3 separate regions of the Homo sapiens genome follow, and regions 1 and 3 are each linked to region 2. Evidence: chromatin contacts called from ENCODE Hi-C or POLR2A ChIA-PET data. All regions are on one chromosome and are shown on one strand. The core of a region is the stretch at or near the end of the contact, and the rest is flanking DNA. Distances in the headings are between cores, read along the strand shown.

Region 1 (3,761 bases), core at 1,184-3,683, 780 kb before region 2:
GCTTCATCACTCTCCTTGTGTGACCTTAAACACAACATTTTAACTTCTGTCAGACACAGATCCCTCACTCCCCAAATGGAGATATTAATATCAATCTGACCGAGTTGTTCTTGGGATTAAACGTGATATTTTCTTGTACCTGGTTATGCCAGATGCTCAACAAATTTAAGTTAAACGGAATAACAGCTACAACACTGAGCAACTGTACCGTTCTTAACTGCTTTCTGGATACACGCTTATCTTAGCTTTATAACTGACGTTTGAGAGGAGCTCTGCCGCCATTTCCCTTACCATAGAGATGAGGAAACTGGGGCCAGAGAGATTAATGAGTCCTCCAAGGTCACTCAGCAGCGGAAAGGACAGCTTAACGCTCACTGTCTTGTGTTCTGATTGGAGAATCAGACTAGAGCCAGACCGCGCCTTCCCACAACCCTGTCAGCCTGGAGCCATCTTGACCCAGAAGGACCTCAGGAGAAGGGAGAAAATAGGAGTTAGGCTTTTTTTAGCCCTAGTATGCACATTAAGCAGAAAATGAGGACTTAAAGAAAGAAAACTGAGCCTGGCATGTTCCGGAATATGAAGGCAGCATTGTGGTGCTCTTCTGCAGCGAAGACAGTGCATATCACAGTGCAGACAGGCGTAGAAACAGTCCTAGCCCGTGCTTGCCTGTTTGCAAGAAAACAAATGCCATACAACATGGAAAAACTACACCTTTCTCGCAGTGTCCATTCCAGAAATGTGCAGCTGTGTTCATTGCTTAATTATTCTATCGGGAGAGGGTAGCATTGTGACTAAATCCTGGCCCTTTTTACTAAATGTTTCTCTTTAACTCCTCAGCTGGGAAGAGAGCTCAATGCATCCACCACATTCATCATGCGTTCGACACAGCACTGCCTGGCTGGTCTGCCCTGGCCAACTGGGTCTCCTCCGTGATTTTGTGTCCTTGCTAATGATGAGGGGTGTGCAGTCCTAGTCTTGCTGGCTCAGCCCCAGGGGATATTTAGCAATCCATCTTATCCCTTTCTCATGCAGAGGACATCTAACTGATGTAACTTATTTTTATGACATTAATTTTAGAATATATTTTTTTCTGTTCTAATATAAATATTCATTGGCCAATAATTCAGGAAAAATAAACAATAAACCAGGATAAATGCACAAAATAAAAAAGTGAGCCCACTAAATATATTATTGGAAATATCTATACAAACACTAGAAACGAGGATGATTTGACGTCTAGGTATTTATGAGCTCTTAAAACATTGTTTTCCAGGGGAGGCCTACGCCTGCCTACCTCCTGTTTTACACAGGGAATAGTGGTGTTCTATCTGTGAAACTCTTAGTGTTGGTTCTCTCAGCTCACCCTGTTGGATGGTATCGCAACATTAAAATATCTGTGTCTTCCATGAAAAGACCTCAAATGTATTCCTTTCTCCCCTTCACACAGCCATGAATGCAGCTCAGGAAGCAAGGGGACTTGCAGCCTCATCCCACTGTAATTATTCCACTGGCTTCCAGAGCGTCCTGAGGTTTGCAGGCTCTTTACAGATAGGTTGCTTCCATTTCTCATGCAGTGTGATCCAGCAGCACACCCAACAAGGCTGTGAAGGCAGCTCAGGGCTCGCAGCATCTCCAGTGCTCCACCACAGTCCCGCCTGCGTCGGTAAAACTGCTTAAGGCAGCGCTAATTAATGTCTCCTGCTTATCCTGCACTCCCCTCGCAGGGTATCGGGTCTCAGAATCGACTTCCTGGACTTGTATTCATTCACAATCCAAATTAGCTTAATGCACGACAGAAATCTCATCTCGACCTAGAGGTAGCAGTGAGTCTCTAGGGAGAAATCAAATACTGAGTCAATTTAAAAAAATAAAATAAAATTAGACCTACCGCATCAAATTTATTTCCAGCACCCTTGAGATGGGAAGGAGAGGAGGGGAGGCAGTGACTCTTGGTTCCTGAGAGAAGCTGTGTGTGCACACTTGGAAAAGCAGCTGCCGAACGCATTCCTGGATTTTAACTAAATTACGTTAGTGTCAAAATGCAACGTATGCATTTATTGACAGCATAGGGACAAAGAAAACAAATCGTAAAGCAACAATTTTAGATAATTACCTCAAATTTATCGCCAGTTCTGTCTCCTAGTTTCCCCCTCCGTCTCATGCCTATATTGTTTAAATGTATCAGTTGGTTAGTTCAAATAAAGCACCAAGGCATATTCAACATACCACCTGTGCTCAGGATATATTTCCCTGAGTTCCTGCCAGTCTTTGGCACGTCTGCTGCTGGAAATGAATCAGAATACAGGGAGAGGGCTAATTGACAGGTCTATGGATGCCGAAGGTAAGCTGCGACCTAAAATGAGAACTGTTCCCTTAATGAGAGACAGCAGAAGCAAGTGTGTGGCCGGGCACGCCCGTGCCTCGCCGCGGCCAGCAGATGGCAGCAGAGCCTTGGAAGCCGGCGGGCACCAGGCTCTGTTGAAAATGCACTCCTTCATTTCCATTCATCTTCACTTGTCAGAGTCTTATAAGTGCTTTCTGTAGAACTGACCCTGAAATTGCATCATTTAATCTATAATCATATATTGCCAACATTTCTCCCTTTTACCGCTTATCAATGACATTAATTCAGAGGAAACAGGGACCACTGATAGCTTTAGGCAACTCTGCAAAAAGGAGATATTCCTAACAGGCAGATACACTGCCAGGGACAGCCAGCTTGCCCGAAATAAGGAAATGCATTTTAACAGAAACGGGGGAGCATATGAAAAAAATCATTCACACTTTGTATTTCTTTCTTTCTTTGCTTTTCTTTAGCACACTTTACTTTGCACTCAAACCCGATTTTTGATTTAAGGTTCATTTGCTTAAACAACCAGTTGAATATTTCCCCATATTTAATAAGATTATTTTTTATGTAACATTTTAAAATATTCTTTCTCCAGGATATATAATCAGAAATTGATGTCTAGGATAGAATTTCACATGGTAAAAACTAGGCCCTGTAATACCCCAATTACTTTCAGCAATATCTTAGTGGTCTGATGATTGAAAAGTAGAGGCGTTTCTGGGAAATGAAAAGATTCTGTAGGAGTGATGACTGTCAGCATACATAGATTTAATTCTTTAGAGCTACACTGATGAAATGAAGAAAATACATTATTTTTCTTCTCAAACCTCTCAAAATTTCTCGGAGAGTAAAAGAATGCTTTGCTTATTAGAAAGATTGTCATGATCTGCCAAGACTCTAGATGGTACTATGGATTCACCCTGTCATTTCTATACTAACATTTGTTAAGATTCTTCTTTTTATCCACTTTTTAGGGTGTATGGGATACTTGCATGAGAAAATACACAGAAAAGAGCAGATATAAAGAATAAAAGGCAATGTAAGTTAAATCATGAGAAATTGACAGTGTCTGAAGATGATGAGATAGACGTGTGTCTAATTTTAGACCCCATAGTTAGATTGACTTTTAACTGAGTATAACAGTCAAAAATGTTCTAGAAGTACTTAATGGCATCAAGCTGCCACATTAACGTATTACGCTGAACTGAAAGGAGGTTTTCCTCAAACTCATCAGCAAATAGAAGGAGGCACCATTTGTCAGGAAGCAGGCGCCAGACTCTTCTCTCTGTATCTTGTGTGTGAACGTGTGGTGTAGGCATGTGAGAGTGTGTGTGTGGTGTTGTGAGCTTGTGTTATATGTGTGTGTATGCATGTGTGAGTGTATGATGTTCTGTGTAAATGTGTGGTGCAG
Region 2 (3,921 bases), core at 58-2,557:
TTCCCTCAATGAGATGTGAACTGAGTAAATCTCATTCAAGATGTAATTTGAATGTAATGTCTTGTCCCTAAAATAAACTAAGCATTGTAAAAAGTTTAATGGTACACAGTGAATCAGGAAAACGCAGAAAGTGCCAAAAAAATGTTTATTCCCAACAAAAGCATCTCTCTATTTACTGTGACATGTTGTCAGAAGAGCTGAGCTCATTATGATATTTCCGTGTATGATCACAACACGGGCTTTCTCTCAACTTGCTGAGCTAGTCCTGATTGCTCTTTTGCATCAGTTTTTAAACCATTTTACCAAGTATCCATGCTTCAAAGTCAACACTTCCATGTTTAAGAGGGATCTAGCTTCTCCTGGCACAAAGTTTGGTATTTTAAAAGAAGGGACTTTATTATCCAAGGCAGAGATTCCTGAAGAACAGGTCTAGTACCATCATTTGAACAGAAAAACTCATCATCCTTCTGTGGGTGGGGTGAGCCACATGCCTTGTGGTTTCACTTAATTACTGTGCAGGAATTGTGCTCTGGGGCCAAGCTACGGGTGCATTTTGCTTTTCGTTGCAATCTTAACAGGAAATAAAGTCTGTGGACCTAAAAAATTGTGCCCGCCATTAATGAGCTCTATCTATGTCTCACAGAGGCAAGCCATGCAAACACTGGGTATCATTGAGGTACAGGGGATTTTTCACTGTGAGTACACGGTCATGATTAAGTGGGCAGGCTTTGGAATCTTTGGATTTGAATCTCAGGGCCACCACTTACTACATGCATGTGGATAGGTCTATCAACTTTTAGGATTTTAATTTTCTTACCTATAAAATGAGGCTTATATACCTACATATAGCAGGGCTATATAAATGAAAGAAAATGATGTATTTAAAGTAGCTAGTACTGTGATTATTATATGATTCTCAATACATGATGATCAATTTTTATTATTAAAATGCGCCCAAGATAAATTTGCATATTTTCAATAATAACTTGGAAGCCAAGTGTGTGTTTGTATATAAAATATACTTTAACAAGAAATCTTTCATAATTCAGAGATCATAATAAATTTTGATAGATATTATCAATCTTTCAAGTAGGAGGTGCTTGTCTATTCCGTTTTACAGATGGAGAACCTGAAGCACAAAAAGTGAATTTCCTGATATCACAAAAGAAAGTTTTCTTTTAGTGTTTTTAATAATAAAATGAGGTCCAAGGTTGAAGTTAAAGAACGTGTTAAGTTGTATCACAACCAAAGCAGACACACCGGTTTTGACCTGCGCTAGTTCAGTCCCTGCTTCGCTGAAAGGGTCGGCCTCCTCTTTTGAAGACAGGCGTTGCTTCGGATTTGCAAAGATTCAGAAACAGTCAAGGACAGCGCCTTCCTGAAAAACAGCCGCAGCATTTAGCGCCAGATTGTGAAGACAGAGGAGGAAAATTACCTTTAGCAAACCTAACTATCTGCATGACATTCTGCATGCATAAACAGATAAACTGTTAGTTGAGAAACCAGAGTTTCTTCTAACAAATGAATTAATATAGCTGTTTAATTCGTCTCCTTGTTCTATAAATACAAGCAGCTATGAAGAATGTGTCCAGTGTCTGCCGTGGTGGCTTCTGTGTGCGCGTGTGTTCTTTCTCATGCGCTTCCTTGGTGGCAGGGTGCCCGGGGACTGTGGAGGGACATCCTGACTGCCTCCCACTTCTCCTCCCCAGAACGCTTCACTGTTTCTGCTGAAATCCCTCTATTTAAAGGTGAGATAATCAGCTTTTGTTCCATTGGCTTGGATTAAAGACAACCTCTGAGCTAAAAACAAAGCTAGCCCTAGGCTGGGGGGCGGTCAGCCTCTGTATTTGCTAGCAAAGAAAAGGACTTTTTTAAAATTCTTTTTCCAGGACTGAAAATTCTCATGCCCTAGAAACCACAGAAGTAGAACTTCAAGTGTTTCCCAAAGACAAATATCCCTATTAAGAAGGGGACAGGACTTTGGCAGCCATCTGCAAACTGTGGCGGGCAATTTGGCTCCAGCAGCCATCCTGCCTTGTAAAGAGAGAGCAAACAATCCCTTTGTCCACAGCCCCTGGGCTTGCCTGGGCACCCCAGGCAGGAAGTGCTCTTTCAGCCCCCACTCTCCCTTCCATCAAAGCCTTCTTTTTCAACATAGTGCTTTCCTGATCATATTATCTGACTGCTCTAGTGAAACAGCCTTCCCTGTCCACCGCAAGGAGGAATACCGAGCCGTGGCAAGACCACCTCCATGCTCTGCCCTCAAAGAGCAAAGGGCCAGACACCAGCATGGATGGCTCGTAACTGGGGTGTGTGTATAGAGAAGGTGCCCAAGGGTGAAAGGAGCTAATAGTGAGTAGAACTAGTACAAATTGGATTTAACCTCACACAAAGCCATTGAAAATATCATGGTTGTATGAAATCTCTGCAGTTTTTACACATTCCCTAAAATATAAAATGAAAAAACTGGTGAGATGATTGGATGACCTCAAACTTTCCAGTTCATCTCTGTCTTTACATGTGAATTGTATTCAATTCCTTCCTTCTGTGTTAAAAGAAGCCTGGAAAGCCCTCCACACCCTGGTGGACAGGGTGGATGGTCTTCCCACGGAGACAGCTGACAGCCACCCCACCAGCCAGGCTCTGCCACCCTAGAAAGAGGGCCTGGAAATGTGCAGGTCTGGGTTTCTTGATTTCCCCACTCCTAAGCAAAAGGGAAAGAGAGGGAAAGGTCTATAAAATGTCTTAACAAAAGAAGCATGTAGGCATTTCCATTTCACAAAGCGTGTTCAACAAATGCACTCACTGCTGATTAGCACTGGAGGCGCGCTTTTCCGAAGTCCTTTTTGCCACCAGATCTTCTTTATCCTGGGAAGCCGGACACTGCTGATTGTCAAACGCTGCTAAGTACCCAGATTAAGACCTCTCCCCATTTACCAGTTCCTATGAAGCTGCTGATTGTGGCAAGCCCTCCTCTGCCACTGCTGTCATCCCGCAGCAGGACTTTCTTAAGGAAAACAAGCTCTCCATTCTGCACTCTGCCGCATTCAAAAATAGGATTTCAAGCCTTCCCCTTCCCCAGATTCCTGTAATCCTCATTCAGCTGCCCTTGCATCTGTGTCTGAGTCTGAACCAGGAACACTAAGATTCTCCTTCATTCAATCTTCTTCCGTTTTTCTAACTCTGTTGGAGGAAAAAATGCAATACACCCAGCTATGAAGACAGAGAAAGACAGAAAGAGACATAGAGAGACTGAGAGACAGACAGAACCCACAGACATGGCACACATTTCTATTAACGTCATAGTCATAGTCTAATAGCTTAACCTTTCTATTTTACCAAATGATCATTGTTTTTACCAAACCATCGTAGACCCTATATCTAATTAAATATAAATTAAATCTAAACAACAGACCAACAGGCTGTAGAATAAGATTTCTATGGTTTTAAGCTTTTAAACTAGCGTATCTCAAAGTGCTAAAATGCCATTGTGAAGCCATGTAGAGTGTATGCAACAGATTTTTATCTACCTTGCATGAGTACTATGTTTTTCTTGTTTTTGTTTTCGTTTTTTTGAGACAGAGTCTCACTCTGTCACCCAGGCTGGAGTGCAGTGGCACAATCTCGGCTCACTGCAACCTCTGCCTCCCGGGTTCAAGCTATTCTCCTGTTTCAGCCTCCCGATAGCTGGGATTACAGGTGCCCACCATCACGCCCGGCTAATTTTTGTATTTTTAGTAGAGATGGGGTTTCATCATGTTGGCCAGGCTGGTCTCAAACTCCTGACCTCAGGTGATTCGCCCACCTCGGGCTCTCAAAGTGATGGGATTACAGGCTTGAGCCACTGTGCCCAGCCATGAGTACTGTTTTTAACCTTGTGGAGAAAGTTCTAAACTTTGTCCTGGGTGAGGTCTGCATTGA
Region 3 (3,439 bases), core at 369-2,868, 730 kb after region 2:
CTTGAACCTGGGAGACAGAGGTTGCAGTGAGCCAAGATCCAGTGCTTTGGCAACAGAGAAAGACTCACACAAAATTAAAAAAAAAAAAAAAATTAAAAACCAAGCAGTGATGCTGCTACTTTATAGTATGAGAGGCTCTTCTGAATACCCATCAACTTCAGAGTATTTGGATTTGAGGTTGGCAGGGCAGTTGATAATTTCATTCACAGATGAAGAAGCTTGAGGTTCAGAGACATTAGTTATCTCACCCAAGATCACCAAACCAGTTAATTGCGGAGTCATGATTAGATCCCAGGTCTATAGTACAAGAATGCTTACCACTTCATCACAGGGTCTCATTAGCATATGCACAAAAACATAAATTCATTTCATCTTTATGCTGGCTCACGCATGTGCAGGCACACACATACAGAGTTAAAACTTGAATACTCTCATGATAATGGCATCACTGCAACCACGGTGGAATCAGCGACAATAGACAATTAGATGCGGTTTCAGGGTAATTTTTTTGATCCCAGTTTGAAATTTTTTTTTCTTAAAAAAATGTATTCACCTGCCATGTAACAACTGTATCAAAGGGATATAATTGCTGTAACATAGCAAAGAACTGTGGCTTACATTTAATTTGTTTGAATTATTTGAAATGAGCAATCATCCCCCAGATGCTGGCATCAGGAATACGATATAGTAGCTACCTGGTGGCTATCTGGTGCAGCACCGTTTCCATTCAATTCATAACCATCCACCTCCTGGGTGTCACTCTTCAGTTATCTACCTGATATATCATTGGGCTGTTTACCCCAGGCTGATCTAAAACTGATACAAGTATACATTCCTAACTTGAATCACTTAGCAATAGCATACTTCTCTATTAAATCACCCAGCCAAAAATGTTTCCTCTTGAGTAGTAAAAATAATAGCAGCAACAATTTTTACATTATTCAAAAAACTGAGGCTCTAGCCTTTGCTTACAAAGAAGTGAATGAGCTGAAATCCTCTAAAAATGGCTTTCTCACTTTTAGCCTCTTAATTAGAAAGTTATCGTTAAAAATAAATTCTAGTTCTAAGAATCTGACCATCATTTGTTCAAAACCAGCATATCACAGAATTAGCAAAAAATCATTTGGTTTGTCTTCTTTACCTTCACAACTTGAGGCAACAGCAGCAGATTTTTAGCATATGGAAATATTCCAGGTTTTTCCCTCCAGTTCCCCTTGTGGAGAGGCACGCCACAAAATGGAACAGAGGGCAGAAGTGAGTGTCTTGCTCTAGCTCTGCTGCCCACTTGTCTTTGCACCTATGAAATGAACATATACTCCCAACTCTCAGGTCCCCTGCAGCTCTAAAACACAATTCTCTGATATAATCTGCAAAGTAAGTTTGAGACCCTGTAAAACTATGACATTGAAGAGTTTACAAAAAAGGTTCCAAATTTTATTTGTTTTTGAGATGGAATCTCGCTCTGTCACCCAGGCTGGAGTGCAGTGGCGCAATCTCCTCTCCCTGCAACCGCCGCCTACCAGGTTCAAGCGATTCTTCTGCTTCAGCCTCCCAAGTAGCTGGCACTGTAGGCACACTCTACCATGCCCGGCTAATTTTTAGCAGAGACAGGGTTTCACCATATTGGCCAGGCTAGTCTCGAAATCTTGACCTCGTGATCCACCTGCCTCGGCCTCCCAAAGTGCTGGGATTACAGGCATGAGCCACCTCACCAGGCTCGGTTTCAAATTTTAAAATTGCATGTTTGTTTTCTTACTATGCATTTCCCTAATTCTACTCTTAAAATGTATTATTTTTTGTTTGTTTTTTCCTATATATTTCAAACTATAAAATCAGCTTAAAAACCAAGGGCTCCCCAATGATTTGCTACTGACCAGGAGATCAGGCCCAGTCTCTACAATGACCTCTCCTGCACTAAAGCAAAAGCGAGGTGCTTACTTAAGGCCAGCTACTTATTCAATCCCGGGGCCAACCTTTCTCAGCTGGAACTTAACCAGCCCCAGTACTCACAAAGCCCAGCTCACATTCACTGCATGTCTTCACTTACAGATATAAATGCCTGCACACACATGCCCTTTACTTACATTGTGACCATTATGTGGAGCCACTTTATGGATGTAACTGCATTTTGATGTTTTATTTTTTAAGACAGGGTCTCACTGTTGCCCAAGGTGGAGCGCAGTAGCATGATCATAACACTGCAGCCTTGACCTCCTGGGCTCAAGCAATCCTCGCTCCTTAGCGTCCCAAGTAGCTGGGACTACAGGCACACACCACCACATCCGACTAATTATGTTCTTTCCGATACTTCAATATCTGCTTATCTGCTAAGCAGAATATGACACATTCTGCTTATAATAAATAATGTGATATAAATCTTACAATCGATTCATTTCCCCAGCCTCAAAATTTAGTTCTACAAAAATATTAGACTAATACATGAAGCAACTTTATGAACATAATTTATTTTGTTAGACTTGATAGGATTGCCGGATTTTCAAACTAGAGTTTCCGCATCAAGAAACTGAAGACGAAAACATTAAGTGCAGTCCTTTTCTTGCTAATTGTAAGAATTCTAGATAAATCACTTCTGCAATATATTTTTTAAAAATTCATCACAGATTTTCAAACACTGTTACTGCTAAAGCACAGTAATAAACAGTTTAGAGCTTGGTGGCTCACGCCTGTAATCCCAGCACTTTGGGAGGCCGAGGCGGTCAGATCATGGGGTCAAGAGCCGAGGCGGTCAGATCATGGGGTCAAGAGTTCAAGATCAGCCTGGCCAACATGGTGAAACCCCGTCTCTACTAAAAATACAAAAATTAGCCGGGCGTGGTGGCGGGCGCCTGTAATCCCAGCTACTCGGGAGGCTGAGGGAGGAGAACTGTTTGAACCCAGGAGGCAGAGGTTGCAGTGAGCCGAGAGCACGCCACTGCATTCCAGCCTGGGTGACAGAGCGAGACTCCAACTGAAAAAAAAAAAAGAAAAAAGAAATAAAAGAGCTTAGTTTCAGCTAAGTGAAAACTTCAATTTATCAGTTTTCTAAGTAATGGCACTGTTTAAAATTAAAAGACACACCTGTGTTTAAAAACATAGCTATTTGTGTTAAATGACAATCAGCCACATATGATTATACTCAGCTTTCTTTTAAACTAAAATCACTCAATCAAATACAGTCGTTATCCTGAACACACCAAAGCAGCACTTAGGGACAAGAAATCATTCCTATCTATTGTGCCCTGCATGGAGTACAAGAACTATATATGTGGGGACTTTTAAAAGGGTAACTAACGGGGTGGGGAGTTTACCTATATAATTCCATAAATGCCAAAATTTTCCAAGAGCTGAGATGAGCACTGGTAGTTTTTCTCTGCTTATGAATTGATACCCTTTGGTATAAGGACTGACAAGAAACTATACTATTTAAGTAAAGCAATTT

What was found. A loop is a pair of places that touch in the nucleus more often than their neighbours do. ChIA-PET counts read pairs that join two places held with the same protein, here RNA polymerase II (POLR2A). Pooled maps may share reads with other maps.
Region 1: a loop to region 2 is called in a map of posterior cingulate gyrus, with 4 times the contacts of the local background. The contact joins two enhancer-like sites. A Hi-C loop is called at or near these places in 1 of 168 maps with a recorded cell type or tissue (posterior cingulate gyrus) and 5 of 50 pooled maps. POLR2A ChIA-PET finds 5 or more read pairs at or near these places in 1 of 52 experiments (HEK293).
Region 3: a loop to region 2 is called in a map of Right ventricle myocardium inferior, with 6 times the contacts of the local background. The contact joins two enhancer-like sites. A Hi-C loop is called at or near these places in 2 of 168 maps with a recorded cell type or tissue (Right ventricle myocardium inferior and dorsolateral prefrontal cortex) and 4 of 50 pooled maps.

What each region holds. Positions count from the first base shown.
Region 1 is chr6:164,926,408-164,930,168 of GRCh38, reverse strand. No RefSeq gene overlaps it. Among named protein-coding and RNA genes, the nearest start is that of MEAT6, 110 kb to the right of the region's middle. Within about 2 kb of position 2,433, at least 2 of the 41 ENCODE cell types and tissues checked have a DNase peak (open chromatin) inside an H3K27ac peak, as active enhancers do.
Region 2 is chr6:164,149,384-164,153,304 of GRCh38, reverse strand. No RefSeq gene overlaps it. Among named protein-coding and RNA genes, the nearest start is that of MEAT6, 670 kb to the left of the region's middle. Within about 2 kb of position 1,307, at least 7 of the 41 ENCODE cell types and tissues checked have a DNase peak (open chromatin) inside an H3K27ac peak, as active enhancers do; they include dorsolateral prefrontal cortex, where a contact is called at or near this core.
Region 3 is chr6:163,421,295-163,424,733 of GRCh38, reverse strand. The region is part of intron 1 of QKI (QKI, KH domain containing RNA binding); the gene reads right to left. Among named protein-coding and RNA genes, the nearest start is that of QKI, 8.3 kb to the right of the region's middle. RefSeq lists a silencer at 1,313-1,557. Within about 2 kb of position 1,618, at least 8 of the 41 ENCODE cell types and tissues checked have a DNase peak (open chromatin) inside an H3K27ac peak, as active enhancers do; they include dorsolateral prefrontal cortex, where a contact is called at or near this core.